Linked DNA regions of Homo sapiens: region 1 is linked to region 2. The links are chromatin loops, found by intact Hi-C in ENCODE. Cell type or tissue: gastrocnemius medialis. All regions are shown on one strand.

Region 1 (8,000 bases), 240 kb before region 2:
GCCCTGACCCCACTGTACATAGCTCATTCACTCATTACCTATGGGTCCCCCATGCCAACAGGCTGGCACCGTGGAGGTACAAGGCTGGAGTGTAGTCATGGATGAAAGAAAGAGGCCCTTTAGCTTGGCAGGGGTAGTTACTGGCCAGGCACTGTCTTGGGGAGAAGACAGATGGAGACCCTTCCTCATCACCAGTTGTGCAGGCTCTGAGTCTGCAGTGTTTGCAAGGGGACCCCTTTCTATATCCAAGAGGCCCTTGGCACCCTGGAATGAGGCCAGATTTAGGAGGCAGGTTCAACTGTGAGCAGGCTGGAGCTGAGGAGAAACACACGGAGGGAAGAAAGCCGGGCCAGAGGTGTGGCTCTTGCAGCTGCCCGGGACTGACTGCATGTGCACAGGAGTGACAGGTCTTGAATAGGCGGCCACCTGCTCCGGGATGCCTGGCTCACAGAGAGGGCCGAGAAAATCTCCATGACCCCAGAAAAGCCTAACAAAGAAACGCCTGCCGCCATGGGGCTCGGGAGCATCTGGAGGGAGTTCCGACTTGGGCTTGCCGGGCCTTTCTCTGGCTCCTCAATCTCGGGCAGTGCAGTGGAGTCGATGGTCCAGCTCCAGTGTCTCACAGGGACGATCTGTTTCTACACGGCACCGGCTGTCGGGTGGGGGGTTGACAGCGACCAAGAGCACAGACACCCTTTGTGGAACTGGAGGCTTCACCTCCCTGCGTGGCTGTCCTCCCTGGCACCCGAGGCTGATTGTCTGGCCCGAGCCTGTGAGCCCAGTGCCGCCGGGCCCACAGCAGGGCCCCCACAGCAGAGTCTCAGCAGGCTGCCCCGAGTCTGGCCCCAGGGGCAAGTGGGCACCAGTGCCAGGGCCCAGAGACCCACCTGCACTCAGGGAATGGATGTATCTGATAGAGATGGGGCCAGTGGGGACTTCTGGGGCTCTGCAGGTGACAGTCTCAGCTGGCGAAGGGATTGCCTGGCTTCTGGGAGGTCATCCAGGGCCGAGGCACTGGGCGGTTCTGTGGGGACCTCAGGGAGCCTTAGCCCCATGACTCATTTTCCCTGAGCATCCCGGTCCCCCTCCCTCCTCATGTCCTCAGGGTCATCCTGTGATCTGGGCAGGGAGGACGGGCAGGTGGTGGGACACTGTTTGAGGTGGCGCTGTGGCTCTGTCCCTCGACTGGCTTGAACCTTTCGGCACGCCCAAGGTTCCCCCTTGGGTTTCCATCCAGCCCTGGTCTGGGGAAGAGATTTCATTCCCTGGATGAAGTTGGAGAGCTGCTCTGTCTCCGTGAGCCCCCCATAGCTTTCCCACCCACAGCTAGGGCTCTTTGTGCCGCGGCCTCTGTCCCAGCCTCGTGTTGCCAGGACCGTGAGCATAGGGAAGCCGAGGCGGGGGCTGACACCACACTCCAGGCCTGGCCATGGAGTCAGAGGGGAGGCCTTCCTCTGCAGCCTCAGCCTTTCTTATCCAAATGCCTTAAAGCTGTCTTCACAGCCCTGTCCCTTGAGGTCAGCGGGATTCGCACGATGTACTAGGTTTGTGGGGGACATATGCTCGCCCTGCCTTGTTGTGTGTCCGGCCAGGGGCCTGGACTGTGCAGTCATCTTGGTCATGGCAAAGCTTTCCAGAGATGGCTGAGTTCCCACAGTTGTCCACGGGCCAGGGCCACCTTCAGTCACTGGGGGCGGCACAGGAGGCAGCCCCGAGGTGGCTCCCAGGAGGGCGGGGCAGCTGCTTGCCTCTGTCCACACTCCCACGCGGCCTGCTGGGTTTGGGCTGATTCATAGGTGGAGGAAAATCCCACGAGCCGTACAGCTCTGTCCCCCTTCCTGGGGAGAATGTCCTTCTTGTGCTTTTCTCTGTTACGCATTTTTAAAGACCTGGAGTCTCTTTTCTTAACGTAGGAAGTCTGCCTGGGCTGCAGAGGGAGTAGAAACAGTTCCAGTGTGTGGGGAGTCAGTATCGCGGGCTTTTACGTCCCCTTATGTTTGGGGTTTGTATTCTTCCCTAGTTCTCCACACCCCATGTAAGTCCCCCATGTTCGGATGCTTCTCATCTGCCAGAGCGCGAATGAAACACGTACCCACATGCAGGCTTCCCCGCTAGAAGGTGTCTCCCCCCGTGACCTCCACGGGCCTCGCCGGCTCTTCTCCAGCCTCCTGTTCCCTCGCAGCCTCCTGTGCGTCCGTGTGTCATCTCTGCTGCGGTCAGGCTGTGAGCTCGTGACCACTCCTCTCTCAGCTGTCCCCAGGGCCCAGCACGAGGCAGGCGCCTCTTCCCTGAGGACAGACCCTGCCTGCCTTGTTCACTGCTGATCCCACAGCCTGACGCGGTGCTGGGCACAGAACAAGAGGTGAAAATCAGCACTCCATGAATGAAGGAATGGATGAAGGCCTCGCTAAGGGTTGTCTAAGCAAATGCAGACAGCAGTCTCCAAGGCAGTGGAAACCAGAAGCTCTGGCAGTCTCAGAGCAGGAGCCAGCTCACCAGTTCATTTGTAGCCGTGGTTTTTTTGCACACTTACTAGCGGGCATTGAAAGTCATGCTCATGGTCCCGGCGGGTGTTTGGTGTTGATCCCAACAATGAGCCACCCCTCACCTCTGGTTTCTCTAATTTCAGATTTGAGAATGGCAGTGAGTTTCCCTCAGAGCTGGAGGACGGGGACGACCCAGCAGCCTACGTCACCAACCTGTCATATTACCACCTGGTCCCCTTCGAGACAGACATTTGGGACTGAACCTCTCTATCAGGCCTCCCCCGCCTCAGCTGTTCACTGCCAGCTCTGATGCTGTCCACTGTGCTGGCCCCCATGGTCACAGCTGCTGCCCCAGCTCTGGAACTCCCAGACGTCCCAGGCCCCACTGACGCCAGGAGGCCTGGGTGTCCTGCAAGTGGAGCAGCAGGGGCTCCTAGTGGGCCAGGCTGACCGCAGAGTCTCCAGCAAGCTGAGGTCACAGCCGGAGGCCACAGGGCCTGTGTTCTGAGGGTCTTCACTCCCTGCTTGGTGCCCACAGGGCTGCGCACTGCCAGGGCAGGGACAGTTCCTGTGGGGCTCGCTCTCACTGCTACTGCTTCCTGGGAGGTGCATCCCTCTTGGTGAAGTGGCCTAGTGCCCCCCAGCCACCCTGACTCCCCACCATTCCCTCCCACGGCAAACGCACAAAACGTCTTGAGGGAGATTTTGACAAGTCACCCATTCCAGGTGCCACAGGCAGGGGATGTTTAGTAATCCAGGATTTCTCTGAGAACTGGGATATGTGGCCTTTTTTTTTTTCTTTTTATCTTTTATCTGGAAACTGGGTTTGGGTCAACCCCAGGAGTATTTGCAGAAGGCCCAGCACAGTGGGGGGTATTGGCTGCAGGGCAGGGAAGGCATTGCCGACTAGATAACCGTGTGAGCTTGGACTGAGCGTTGGTGGTTCTTCCCAAAGGAAAGGAATTTCTTCCCGGCCTGCCAGGTCTCTGGGCCTTCAGCGCGGGTCCTGGTGCTGCGGCCACACCACCCTGGGGTGCTCATTGACAGAGCTGCCATAATGAACTTGAAAGGACGGGAATCACGAGGGAAGCTGGGGCTCCCCTGCCCACAGGAGAGGATCCCCGTTCTTCAAGCTTCTCTGCTCAGTGTCTACTAACGACCGACATTTGCTAATGTAAATAATAGTAAATTATTGAGAATTCTAATTCTTTTACACAGTCTGTTTTTAATCTATTTTAATTAAATAAAATCTATGACTCTACTTTGATCTGTCCAGGATGTTTGTGTATAAAGGCGTGGTTCTTTCTGTCCCCTGCCTTGGGACAGGGTGGAAACTAAAACTGACTCCTGGGGCCTGGTCCCTCCCCCTCTTCCTGTCACATTCCGTGAGTGACAAAGTGTGTTATGTTCTTACCCTAGGGAAGTGGTCTGCCCAGATTGAAAAATGGACACACTGCTTGTTTTATTTTGGAGGGAGACGGGGGTTGACTTAGGCTTTTTTCTTTTCCTCCATTTTTCTTTTTGGCAGCCACAGGAATTCTCTTTGATGACCCAGCTGCAAAGCACATGGACTTTCCTTTGGTTTTGCATTTCCCTCTGCCTTCCAGCTGTGTTGTTTAAAGCATCTCAATTTCAAATAGGCTAGTAGGTGGCTCACTCCGGGGTTGACCGGTTGCCTTTCTTTTCTTGACACATCAAATTCAGTTCTGTGCAAGGATGAGGCTTCCTGCTTAGTAGCTAAGATTAGAAGTGATCAGCATGTTCAATTAATGCCCATCTGACTTTCAAGGATTGATTCACGGATTCGTCTCATCCGTTTCACAGAGGTGCTTCTCCCCAGCCATTCGGTCACTGTGATGCAGCTTCCTTGGCCACCTCCTTGCTCAGGCTGTGTTCCTCTGTCAAGACTCAAATTTGGCTCCCCAACCTCATCCCCTGCTCAGCCTTCACTGAAGAAGTTTTACTGTTACTAGTCCGTGCGCAATGAGGTCTTGCCAGTAGGGGTGAGATGTTTGGACATCTGTTGTCCTATTAAGCACATCAGAGCATTCTCTGGCTTCCTTTTTTTTTTTTCTGGAAAAACATAGGTCTCATAAGTTCATTTTTTATATTCCCACACTTGAAAGAGCCATAAGTACAAATAAATGTTTCTTTAGGTGCAAAGATATATGCTTACTGGCACTCAGCATCACTGTTGGAAGCAGTATGGAGTGGTGGCAGCTATGGCAAACAGGAGCACTCAGACGCTGCATCAAGGGAGCAGCTACCACTGCTCAGTTTAGCTGGTTGTTTTGCCTGCAAGTATGGGCCCAGTATGGCCAGATCTCCTAGTTTTTCAATAAAAGCTAGAAATCTGACTCTTCTTTGTGAAATATCCCAATTTTGAGGTGTTGACAATAAATAAATAAAAATAAACAAAAATATATTAGAAACTTGACCAAGTGAAAGAATTGTGAATTGTCAGCCTCTAAACTGTCATTTCAGAAAATCGATACCAGAGCAGTTGAGGTTCATGTGTGAATTTTCACTCTTGCCCGCACATTCCTCCAGGTGAGAGGTGACAGCGTGCTGGCAGTCCTCACAGCCCTCGCTCGCTCTCGGCGCCTCCTCTGCCTGGGCTCCCACTTTGGCGGCACTTGAGGAGCCCTTCGGCCCGCCGCTGCACTGTGGGAGCCCCTTTCTGGGCTGGCCAAGGCTGGAGCCCACTCCCTCAGCTTGCAGGGAGGTGTGGAGGGAGAGGCACGAGCGGGAACCAGGGCTGCGTGTGGCGCTTGCTGGCCAGCTGGAGTTCCGGGTGGGCCTGGGCTTGGCGGGCCCCGCACTGGGAGCAGCCGGCCAGCCCTGCTGGCCCCGGGCAATGAGGGACTTAGCACCCGGGCTAGTGGCTGCGGAGGGTGTACTGGGTCCCCCACTAGTACCAGCCCATCGGTGCTGTGCTCGATTTCTCACCGAGCCTTAGCAGCCTTCCCGCAGGGCAGGGCTCGGGACCTGCAGCCCGCCATGCCTGAGCCTCCCACCCACTCCATGGGCTCCTGTGCCGCCCGAGCCTCCCCGACGAGCACCACCCCCTGCTCCACGGCGCCCAGTCCCATCGACCACCCAAGGGCTGAGGAATGTGAGCACACGCGCAGGACTGGCAAGCAGCTCCACCTGCAGCCCCAGTGTGGGATCCACTAGGTGAAGCCAGCTGGGCTCCTGAGTCTGGTGGGGATGTGGAGAGTCTTTATATCTAGCTCAGGGATTGTAAACACACCAATCAGCACCCTGTGTCTAGCTCAAGGTTTGTGAGTGCACCAATCGACACTCTGTATCTAGCTGCTCTGGTGGGGCCTTGGAGAACCTTTATGTCTAGCTCAGGGATTGTAAATACACCAATCAGCACCCTGTGTTTAGCTCAAGGTTTGTGAGTGCACCAATCAACACTCTGTATCTAGCTGCTCTGGTGGGGACATGAAGAACCTTTATGTCTAGCTCAGGGATTGTAAATACACCAATCAGCACTCTGTATCTAGCTCAAGGTTTGTAAACACACCAATCAGCACCCTGTGTTTAGCTCAAGGTTTGTGAATGCACCAATTAACACTCTATATCTAGCTGCTCTGGTGGGGCCTTGGAGAACTTGTGTGGTGAAACTCTGTGTCTAACTAATCTGATGGGGACATGGAGAACCTTTGTATCTAGCTCAGGGATTGTAAACGCACCAATCAGCGCCCTGACAAAACAGACCACTTGGCTCTACCAATCAGCAGGATGTGGGTGGGGCCAGATAAGAGAATAAAAGCAGGCTGCCCGAGCCAGCATTGACAACTCGCGGGGATTGTTTTCCACACCGTGGAAGCTTTGTTCTTTTCGTTTTTTGCAATAAATCTTGTTGCTGCTCGCTTTTTGGGTCCACATTGCTTTTATGAGCTGTACCACTCACCGTGAAGATCTGCAGCTTCACTTCAGAGCCTAGCGAGACCACAAGCTCACTGAGAGGAACAAACAACTCCAGACGCGCTGTCTTAAGAGCTATAACACTCACCGCGAAGGTGTGCAGTTTCACTCCTGAGCTAGTGAGACTACGAAGCCACTGGAACGAAGAAACTCCAACCACGTTTGAACATCAGAAGGGGCAGACTCCAGACGCTTCATCTTAAGAGCTGTAACACTCACTGTGAAGGTCTGCAGCTTCACTCCTGAGCCAGCGAGACCACGAACCGATCTGAACATCAGAAGGGACAGACTCCAGATGCCCCACCTTAAGAGCTGTAATACTCACTGCAAGGGTCTGCAGCTTCATTCTTGAAGTCAGACCAAGAACCCAGCAATTCCCAACACACAGGGACCAGCTTCTTTCCTAACTCACTTAGGCTCTTCGTGCTGCTCTGGCAACTAACACCCTTGGCTGCAGGGGCTTGGACACTACCCTTAGTCACTGACAATTGTGTGAAGGCTGCTGTCGTTAACTTCACTTGATCACCTTAGGCTCCTGTGAAGTGGTGAGCAATTCAAACAAATTCCTGTCGTCAAATCATGTAAGTCACCTAAGTTTTCCTATTTAAAAAGCGCTTTCAGCATGCACTATTTATGGGCTGAGGAATCATTCCTTCTTTGTTTTGTTACAAATGCTCATTTTCATGTATGAGGCCTTCCTAAAGTGAAAAATGCACAGTGTAAACATTGCCTAGTCCCGCCTGTGGTGATTCCTGCAGAATTGACACTCCCCAGCACTTCCCTTGTGGGGAGGCACACGAGCATAAGCTACCTGGTAATGGAGCTGACTGTGGGCTCCTTCATAAGCATACAGTTCTCGTGGCTGTGACATTTATTAATAGAAGTATACCTGGGGGTGTTGGCAGCCAAACTGCCCTGAGCAATGTGTCCTAACCTTCACTAGTTTCTCCTGTTGGGGATAGAACATATTCTTGGGTTTCATTTTAGAAGCATTCTGTCAAATTACAAGCCTTTTTATTGCAACTAAAATTTCTGTCCTGTGTTCTCTGTGCCTTCTGCAGACCAATATTCTCCTCTAGGCCCAAGGACTTAAAATGCAGACTGTATTATTTTTCAGCATGTCAAGGCCAACAGATGAGGAGGTGGCTGCCATTGAAAAGATAGTTTGCTATACAGGCAGATCCCAAGTCGAGGGGGCACATATGCCCTGGGGAGCCATGTGAGAAGTACCAGGGTAGGTCAGGAGGCAGAAGGAGCAGGGGAAGGCATAGCAAGTGTCTTTATTGTGGTTTCTGTGCGGAGGAGATAGGGAGCCAGACTAAGCAGTTTCAAAGATTGGTCAGTTTGATAATTTCAGCAGGCTCCGCGGACTAGGGGCTGTCCCTAGTTGTCTTGTACCTGGTCCTGGGGTGATTAGGGTAGATGGATGGTGGCCCAGAGTATGAAAGCCAGTAAGGGTGGTTGGATGTGGGCTCATGGATGGATTGGTGTGCATGTGTCAAGCAAACTAGCAGACGAGTCCTTTATCATCTCTAGGAACTGGCTAATTCCTAGGACAGTCCAAGGTCAGCATGACCC
Region 2 (8,000 bases):
AGGAGCTGTCATTGCGTGTGCAGCTGGAGTTGTGCTCACAGTGGTGAACGCGAAGCGGGGAAGCAGGACAGATGAGAAGCCATGACTTATATTAGATGCTGTGGAGAATGGAAAGCAGGTATTGACTCTGGAAATATCAAAGGCTGTCAGGTAGTACCAGTGGGTCAGCAGACGGTGATTTGTAGTAACACCCACCTGGAGTGCTTTCCCCAGCAAAGCTTGGTAGCCTAAGTTTAGGAGCACGAAGAAGAGAAAAAGATGGGTCTAGGGATAGGGTTTTGGAAGAATGGGGCAGAGCAGATTAGAAGAAAAAAAAACAGTGGGGTTTGGGATATTAACCAGATTTTGTGAAGGTGGTGGGCTGCGGAGTCTAGGTCAGAGAAGAAGTGAAGGCAGCAGGAAGGGGGTGGTGAGGAAAAAGCGTTGCACGGAAGAGTTGAACTTCTCCAAACCCTGGTGAAGGTGAAGACAGGTAGGGTTGGAGTAACTGAGAGGATGATCTGGAGGAGACAAGGTTGTATTTAGAGATGGGATAATCAGTCTCAGAGTTTGGGGTAAAAATGGCATTAGGACATTGCTATACACTAAAATGTGACCCCCTCCCAAATTCATATGCTGAAACCCTTTCAATGTGATTGTATCTGGAGATAGGGTCTTCAGGAGGTAATCAAGACCAAATGAGGGCTGGCCATAGTGGCTCACACCTGTAATCCCAGAACTTTGGGAGGATGAGGCAGGTGGATCACTTGAGGTCAGGAGTTTGAGACCAGCCTAACCAATATGGTGAAACCCCATCTCTACTAAAAATACAAAAATTAGCCGGGTGGTAGTGGCGTGTGCCTGTAATCCCAGCTACTAGAGAGGCTGAGGCAGGAGAATCACTTGAGCCTGGCAGGTGGAGGTTGCAGTGAGCCGAGATTGTGCCGCTGCACTCCAGCCTTGGCAACAGAGTGAGACTCCATCTCAAAAAAAAAAAAAAAAAAAAAATCAAATGAGGTCATAAGTGTGCTGCCTTAATATGATAGGGCTGTGGCCTTATAAGAAGAGGAAGATATAGATGTATATCTCCCTCCTCGCCTCCCTCTCCCTCTCTTTCTCCCCTTCTCCCTGTTGTGTGAGGGCACAGTAAGAAGGCAACTATCTGCAAGCCAGAAAAAGGACCCACACTAGACCCCAATCCAGCTGGTACCCTGATCTTGAACTTCCAGCCTCCAGAACTGGGAGAAAATAAACTTCCATTGTTTAAGCCACCCAGTCTGTGATATTTTCTTATGGCAGCCTGAGGTGACTAACACAGATTTTGGTACCAGAAGTGGGGTGCTGACACAAATACCTAAATACTTGGAAATGGCTTTGAAACTGGGTAATGGCTAGAGGCTGGAAGAGTTTTGAGGTACCTGCTAGGAATATGAGCATTAAGGACAATCTGCTAAGATCCTGGATGGAAATGAAGAACATGTTATTGAAAACTGGAGGAAAGGTGATCCTTGTTATAAAGTGGCAAAGAATATGGCTGAACTGTGTCTAGTGTTTTGTGGAAGTATAACTTGCAAGCAATGAAATTGGATATTTAGTTAAGGAGATTTCTAAACATAGTGTTGATTGAAGGACAGGCTTGGTTTCTCCTTACTGCTTATAGTCAAATGTGAAAAAAGGAAGATGGATTGAAAAAAGGAATTGTAGGCTGGGCACGTGGCAGCTTACGCCTGTAATCCCAGCACTTTGGGAGGCCGAGGCGGGCAGATCATGAGGTCAGGAGTTCCAGAACAGCCTGGCCAACATAGTGAAACCCCATCTCTACTAAAAATACAAAAAATTAGCCAGGCGTGGTGGTGGGCGCCTGTAATCCTAGCTGCTTGGGAGGCTGAGGCAGGACAATCACTTGAACCTGGGAGGCGGAGGTTGCAGTGAGCCGAGATTGCGCCATTGCACGCCAGCCAGGGCACGACAGTGCGAAACTCCATCTCAAAAAGAAGAAGAAGAAGAAGAAAGGAATTATTAAAAAGGAACCAGAACTTGAAGATTTGGGAAATTCTCACCCTATTCATATTACAGATGCCCCTTCCAAACAGCTGTGCCAGTGGGTCTGGAAGGCAGGGCACAAACTAGAGGATTATCCTAGAACCTTAAGATATATTGGGATTTGCCTAACTAGGTTTTGGACTTGCTTGGTGCCTGCTGTCCCTTTCTTCTGTTCAATTTATCTCTTTTGGAATGGGAATGTCCCTCCTATGCCTGTCCCACCATTGTATTTTAGAAACAGATAACCTGCGTGAGTTCACAGGTTTCAGCCAGAGAGGAATTTTGCCTCAAGATTCATCATCAAATCTCACTCATACCTGATTTAGATGATATTTAGATGAGCCTTTGGACTTTAGACTTTGGAGTTGATGCTGAAATGAGTTAAAACTTTTGGAGCTGTTGGGATGAAATGAATATATTTTGCATGAGATAAGAACATGAATTTGGGGGGCAGGGGTGGGATGCTAGAGACTGAATTGTGTCCCCCTAAAAAATTTGTATGTTGAAGCCATAGCCCCCAATTCGACTATATCTAGATATAAAGTTTTAAAGAGGTAATTAAGGTTAAATTAGATCATAAAGATTCATCCCTAATACAATAGAACTGTGGCCTTATAATAAGAGGAAGAAAGAGAGCTTTCTCTCTCACTCTCCTAGATAGGTGAGTTGGTGAGAAGGCAGCCACCTGCAAGCCAGGAAGAGGGCCTTCACCAGAACCTGACCATGCTGGAACCCTGGTCTTGAACTTCCAGCCTGCGGAACTGGGAGAAATTAATTTCTGTTTCTTAAGCCACCCAGTCAATAGTATTTTTTATGGCAGCCTGAGCTGACTACTAGAATCATGGCTGTGGGAAAGATGGAGTGGAGAAAAAGGTCACAAGCTGAGGAAGTCAAGGAGCTGAGAAGTCAGGGTATCAGTTGGGTCAGCCACATACACATCAAAGACACCAGAATAACAGTGGGACTGAGAGTGCTGATGACAAGGGGCAGTTGCCAAACACTTTAAAGCACAAATGAGGGGGACTGTCCAGGAGGGTGTCAGATGACAGCACCTCAGAGGGATAGGATGCATTCTCCCTGGGAGCTGCTGATGGAGGGAAAGAAGACAGGCTGCAGGACCCCAAGAGTGGGGTCCACAAGGGAACAAGGAGGTGAACAGCCCACCTCAAAGACAGATGACCTAAAAACATTTATACTGTATTGACTCCGCCACCCAGATACTTAGTTCAGTACACAAATGCCTCCCATTAAAAGCCCAAAATGTTTCTCTAAAGTTTCTCTGTGAAAAAGAGACTGTGAAAGTAGAGGCAATTATTAACACAAGTGATAGAACGTTACGAAAAAGAGAAGATGCCTAGGGGAGTGATGGCATTTCTGAATGTGGGGATTCACAAAGGGCTCCAGGTACATCCTTTGGGGATAATAATCTGATCTGCAACATACAGCAGATGAAAAGTGCATGAAATAGGGGAAAGAGGCACTGTCAAAGAAACTGACACAGTCATAGATTGCCACAATAATTGTACCAGATCAGAGGGAAGGCAGCCCAGCAGAGGGCAGGTGTTTGGGCACCTGGGAGTGAGTCCACTCACTTTCATCAGGAATCCCTGAGAAATTCCAAGGGAGTTAGCCAGTCCTCCAACCTCCCAGTGAGTGGGTACCAGTCAAAGTGGGCAATGCACTTAAAACCAGAAGACGATTAAGAAGTAAAGAGGACCGCATCAAGACTTGCCTCTATTTCTAACTGGAAGAATTTGCCAGCCCTTTAGGGCAGGGGTCTGACCCCTGGTTCCAGTCTGTGGTCTGTTAGGAACCAGGCCACACAGCAGGAGGTGGGCGGAGGGTGAGTGAGCATTACCACCTGAGCTCCGCCTCCTGTGAAATCAGTGGGGGCATTAGATTCTCACAGGAGCACAAACCCTGTCGTGAACTGTGCGTGCAAGGGATCCAGGTTGCATGCTCCTTATGAGAATCTAACGCCTGATGATCTGAGATGGAACAGTTTAATCCTGAAACCACCATCACCTCCCGCCCCCCGAGCCCCGTTCCATCAATGGGAAAATTGTCTACCGCAAAACTGGTCCACGGTGCTACAGAGGCAGCAGAAGCAGCTTCGTGTGGCCTATACCTAGGTTTTAATGCACTTAGGAATGACCTGGGGCTTGTGAAAATGTGGATTCTGATTCTGTAAGTCTGGGCGGGGGCCTGAGAATGTTCTTAATAGTTAAGAAAATTGTTAAGAAAACTGCAGTCAAGTTCACCCACAGTATTGTATTAATTCTTCTCCACTGATGCTTACTGTTTACAAAATCCTGAGTTACAGAGTGCATCTTTATCATTTCTTAAATAAGATAAAAGAAGCATAAGCCACAACAGAAAAAGATTGATAAGTTTGACAAAATGAAAATGTAATATTTTTATATAACAAAAGACAACAGAAACAAAGTTAAAGCCAGTATCAAGGACAAAAGGAGCCACAGATTGGAGGAATATATTTGTAATGCATGAAACTGATAGGGAATGAGTATTCCGGATACACAAAAATCCCTGCAAATCATTGTTTTTGAGAATGAACAATTAAAAATGACTTACATATTCACCAATAAGTAAACGAATGCATACATTTTAATAAATTCATAGAAATAATGCAGAAATAGATGTTCAAAATGAATACACTAGATCTCCAAATATCAACTGAGACAAGTCTTGAAAACATGGAACTGAGTGAAGTGTAAGCTGTAGAAAACTGTATGAAGTATTATTTGTATAAAATAGAAAACATTACTAAATGTTGATTATGTACACCTATGCATGGGTAGAGGAGATACACACCAGTATCAGAATGGGGGTTCTGCTGCAGAACAGGTGGGGCTGGGAGGAGGGAGGAGTAGAAAGGAATTTCCACCACAGTGTCAGAAATCATGGAGCAGGCTGGGTGCAGTGGCTCACGCCTGTAATCCCAGAACTTTGGGAGGCCAAGACAGGCAGATCGCTTGAGCCCAGTAGTTTGAGACCGGCCTAGGCAACATGATGAAACCCTGTCTCTACAAACAATACAAAAAATTAGCTGGGCATGGGCACATGCCTGTAGTCCCAGCTATTTGGGAGGCTGAGGTAGAAGGATCACCTGAGCCCAGGAAGTTGAGGCTGCAGTGAGCCGTGATCGTGCCGCTGCATTCCAGTCTGGTTAAAAAAGCAAGACTCAAAAAAGAAAACAGAAAAGAAATCATGCGGCAGATGTGGTTAGAAACCCACATTTGTCAAATCTGTATAGCAATTATTATTCTCTGAACTTTTCTGCATGTTCAAAATATTTCAGAGAGAGATTCTTTCAGGCATCTGGAACAAGGTGACCTGAGCCCCTTTCTGAGTCCTCCTGAGCTGCTTGCAGGTCCCTAAATGGCCTGGTAGGACTCCTTCCCTCCCCTCACTACTCAAAGTGAGGTTTGCCAACAGCCGCATCACCTAGCAGCATCTTGGAAATAAATGCACATTCTCAGGCCCCCGCCCAGACTTTCAGAATCTGCATTTTCACAAGCCCCGGGTCATTCCTATGTATATTAAAACCTAGGTAGGCTACACAAAACTGCTCCTGCTGCCTCTGTCCCTTCTGTCCACTGCCCATATTGTTACCTAGATAACTCCAAAGCCTCTACCTGGATGGAGTTTAAGGATTGCATGTTCTAAGACTGCTGTGAACCCCTATCTAGAGCAGGAGTTATCTGTGTATGCTGGACACTTTATTTTATCAAGATCTGAAACACTGTTATCAGCTGCTAACCAGACAGTGAATTCCATATTAGTCCCATTAACCTTTGGGGGGTTGTCCATCATCTTATAGTACACAGCACATGGCATGAGTTCAGTGAATCTTTTAAGAATAAATGAAGAATCCACATTTTTAAGACACTGGTAAGGCCATCATCCATACTAAAAATGTTCACTCAGGGAATGGAATGTTCTGATTCTGGAACACTTTAATACGTGGAATTAATTTCTTATTATCTTTTAAAGTTCTAAATCTAAAATAGATTAAATTTATTTAAAAATTATTGGCATTTTAAAAAACTGTGCATGTTTAACATTTTGTAGCAAAGTAGTATTTTTTATAGCACATCTTAATAAATTGATGTAAAAAATGTCTCCACTTCAGGAACTCTTAGTCTTTCAAGGACTCTTGGCCCCATTTGAAAGCCTAATGGCAGATAGAGACCTTTTCCCCAGACAAATGCACATAATCAGCAATACATAATTTCAGTTTTCACAAACCCCAGGCAAAGAGTATCTGCCCTAAATTCAACAAGGCTGTAGATGACCCCCTTATCTCACATCGTTCCAGAGTTTTCTACTGTGTCATGTGAATGAAGATGTGTCACAGAGAATCCCACCATATGACACCTTTCATAGCCACTCTTCATTCCTCTCGCTGTGAAAACAATCCCCCAAATTATGAGCAACTTAAAAAACTCTTATGAGCATTAACTAATAAAGTGGTGCTCAAAAGTGTTTCCTTGGCTGGGTGCAGTGGCTCACACCTGTAATCCCAGCACTTTGGGAGGCTGAGGCAGGTGGATCACGAGGTCAGGAGATCGAGACCATCCTGGCTAATACAGTGAAACCCTGTCTCTACTAAAAATAAAAAAAATTAGCCGGGCGTGGTAGCACGTGCCCGTAGTCACAGCTACTTGGGAGGCTGAGGCAGGAGAATCGCTTGAACCCAGGAGGCGGAGGTTGCAGTGAGCCAAGATCATGCCACTGCACTCCAGCCTGGGTGACAGAGTGAGACTCTGTCTCAAGAAAAAAGAAAAAAGTGTTTCCTTTTGAACGTGCCCCCCGGGTTTCCACCTGTGGATGTAGAAGACGGGAAGTCTAGAATCCATACTGCTGCTCAGAGGCCATCACACAGGGTACATGGGCCTGAGTGAGTGACCGCACTGCCCTCGTTAACTGGACTAAATAGTATTTTATCACATTTTGTTGTCGTTTTGTTGCTTTTTTTTTTTTTCTTGAGACAGTTTCATTCTTGTTGCCCAGGCTGGAGTACAGTGGCACAATCTCGGCTCACTGCAACCTCTGCCTCCCCAGCTCAAGTGATTCTCCTGCCTCAGCCTCCCCAGTAGCTGGGATTACAGGCGCATGCCACCATGCCTGTCTAATTTTTGTATTTTTAGTAGAGACGGGGTTTCTCCATGTTGGCCAAGCTGGTCTCGAACTCCTGACCTCAGGTGATCCACCCGTCTGAGCCTCCCAAAGTGTTGGAATTACAGGTGGGAGCCACTGCACCCGGCTCTTGTTGCTTTTCTTAAGAGACATTTAAAAATGCCTTGGTAGCAGGTAGAAAAGCAGCAGAAATATTTTATTCTATTTACAGGCACCATCAAACTACCACATGGTTTTAAATATAAACAACTACCAATAAACAAGTAACACCCACAGAAATCCAGAGCCAGGAGGAGACATCTGCATTAGGCTCTGGTGCTGAAAGAAGCCTCCATCACCAGGTCAAGTTTATTTGCCAAAAAGAGAAAAAATAAATAAGTCCACCACCCAATCCCTTCTGGAGCAGCCATCCTTTCCCCTCCCCCTCCACATTCAGTCACTGGAACTGGAAGTCACTTTCATGCCAAATAATAATGACGGCCAGGTGTGGTGGCTCATGCCTGTAATCCCAGCACTTGGGAGGCAGAGGCAGGCGGATCACGCGATCAGGAGATCGAGACCATCCTGGCTAACACAGTGAAACCCTGTCTCTGCTAAAAATACAAAAAATTAGCCGGGTGTGGTGGCACGTGCCTGTAGTCCCAGCTACTCGGGAGGCTGAGGCAGGAGAATCACCTGAACCCAGGAGGCGGAGGTTGCAGTGAGCCGAGATAGCACCACTGCACTCCAGCCTGGGTGACAGAGCAAGACTCTGTCTCAATAATAATAATAATAATAATAATAATAATAATAATAATAATAACGATACTAATTCATTA

What was found. Hi-C counts contacts between places; a loop is a spot of excess contacts. Peaks named below come from ENCODE experiments on the same cell type or tissue, not always from the same donor. Only the 100,000 strongest peaks of a DNase experiment are listed, where the experiment ranks them.
Region 1: it touches region 2 in a loop (5-fold over the local background); 3 of 110 quality-filtered maps call a loop at or near these places.

What each region holds. Positions count from the first base shown.
Region 1 is chr6:3,718,366-3,726,365 of GRCh38, reverse strand. PXDC1 (PX domain containing 1) reads left to right here. Exons shown (of 5, transcript NM_183373.4): 5 at 2,630-3,747. The coding sequence ends at 2,747. LOC100507336 (a long non-coding RNA gene) reads left to right here and starts at 6,289. Exons shown (of 4, transcript NR_187650.1): 1 at 6,289-7,003. RefSeq lists an enhancer at 1,853-2,391. In gastrocnemius medialis, no CTCF peak of the experiment used is centred here; no DNase peak of the experiment used is centred here; H3K27ac peaks cover 1,302 bases.
Region 2 is chr6:3,473,557-3,481,556 of GRCh38, reverse strand. No RefSeq gene overlaps it. Among named protein-coding and RNA genes, the nearest start is that of SLC22A23, 21 kb to the right of the region's middle. In gastrocnemius medialis, no CTCF peak of the experiment used is centred here; no DNase peak of the experiment used is centred here.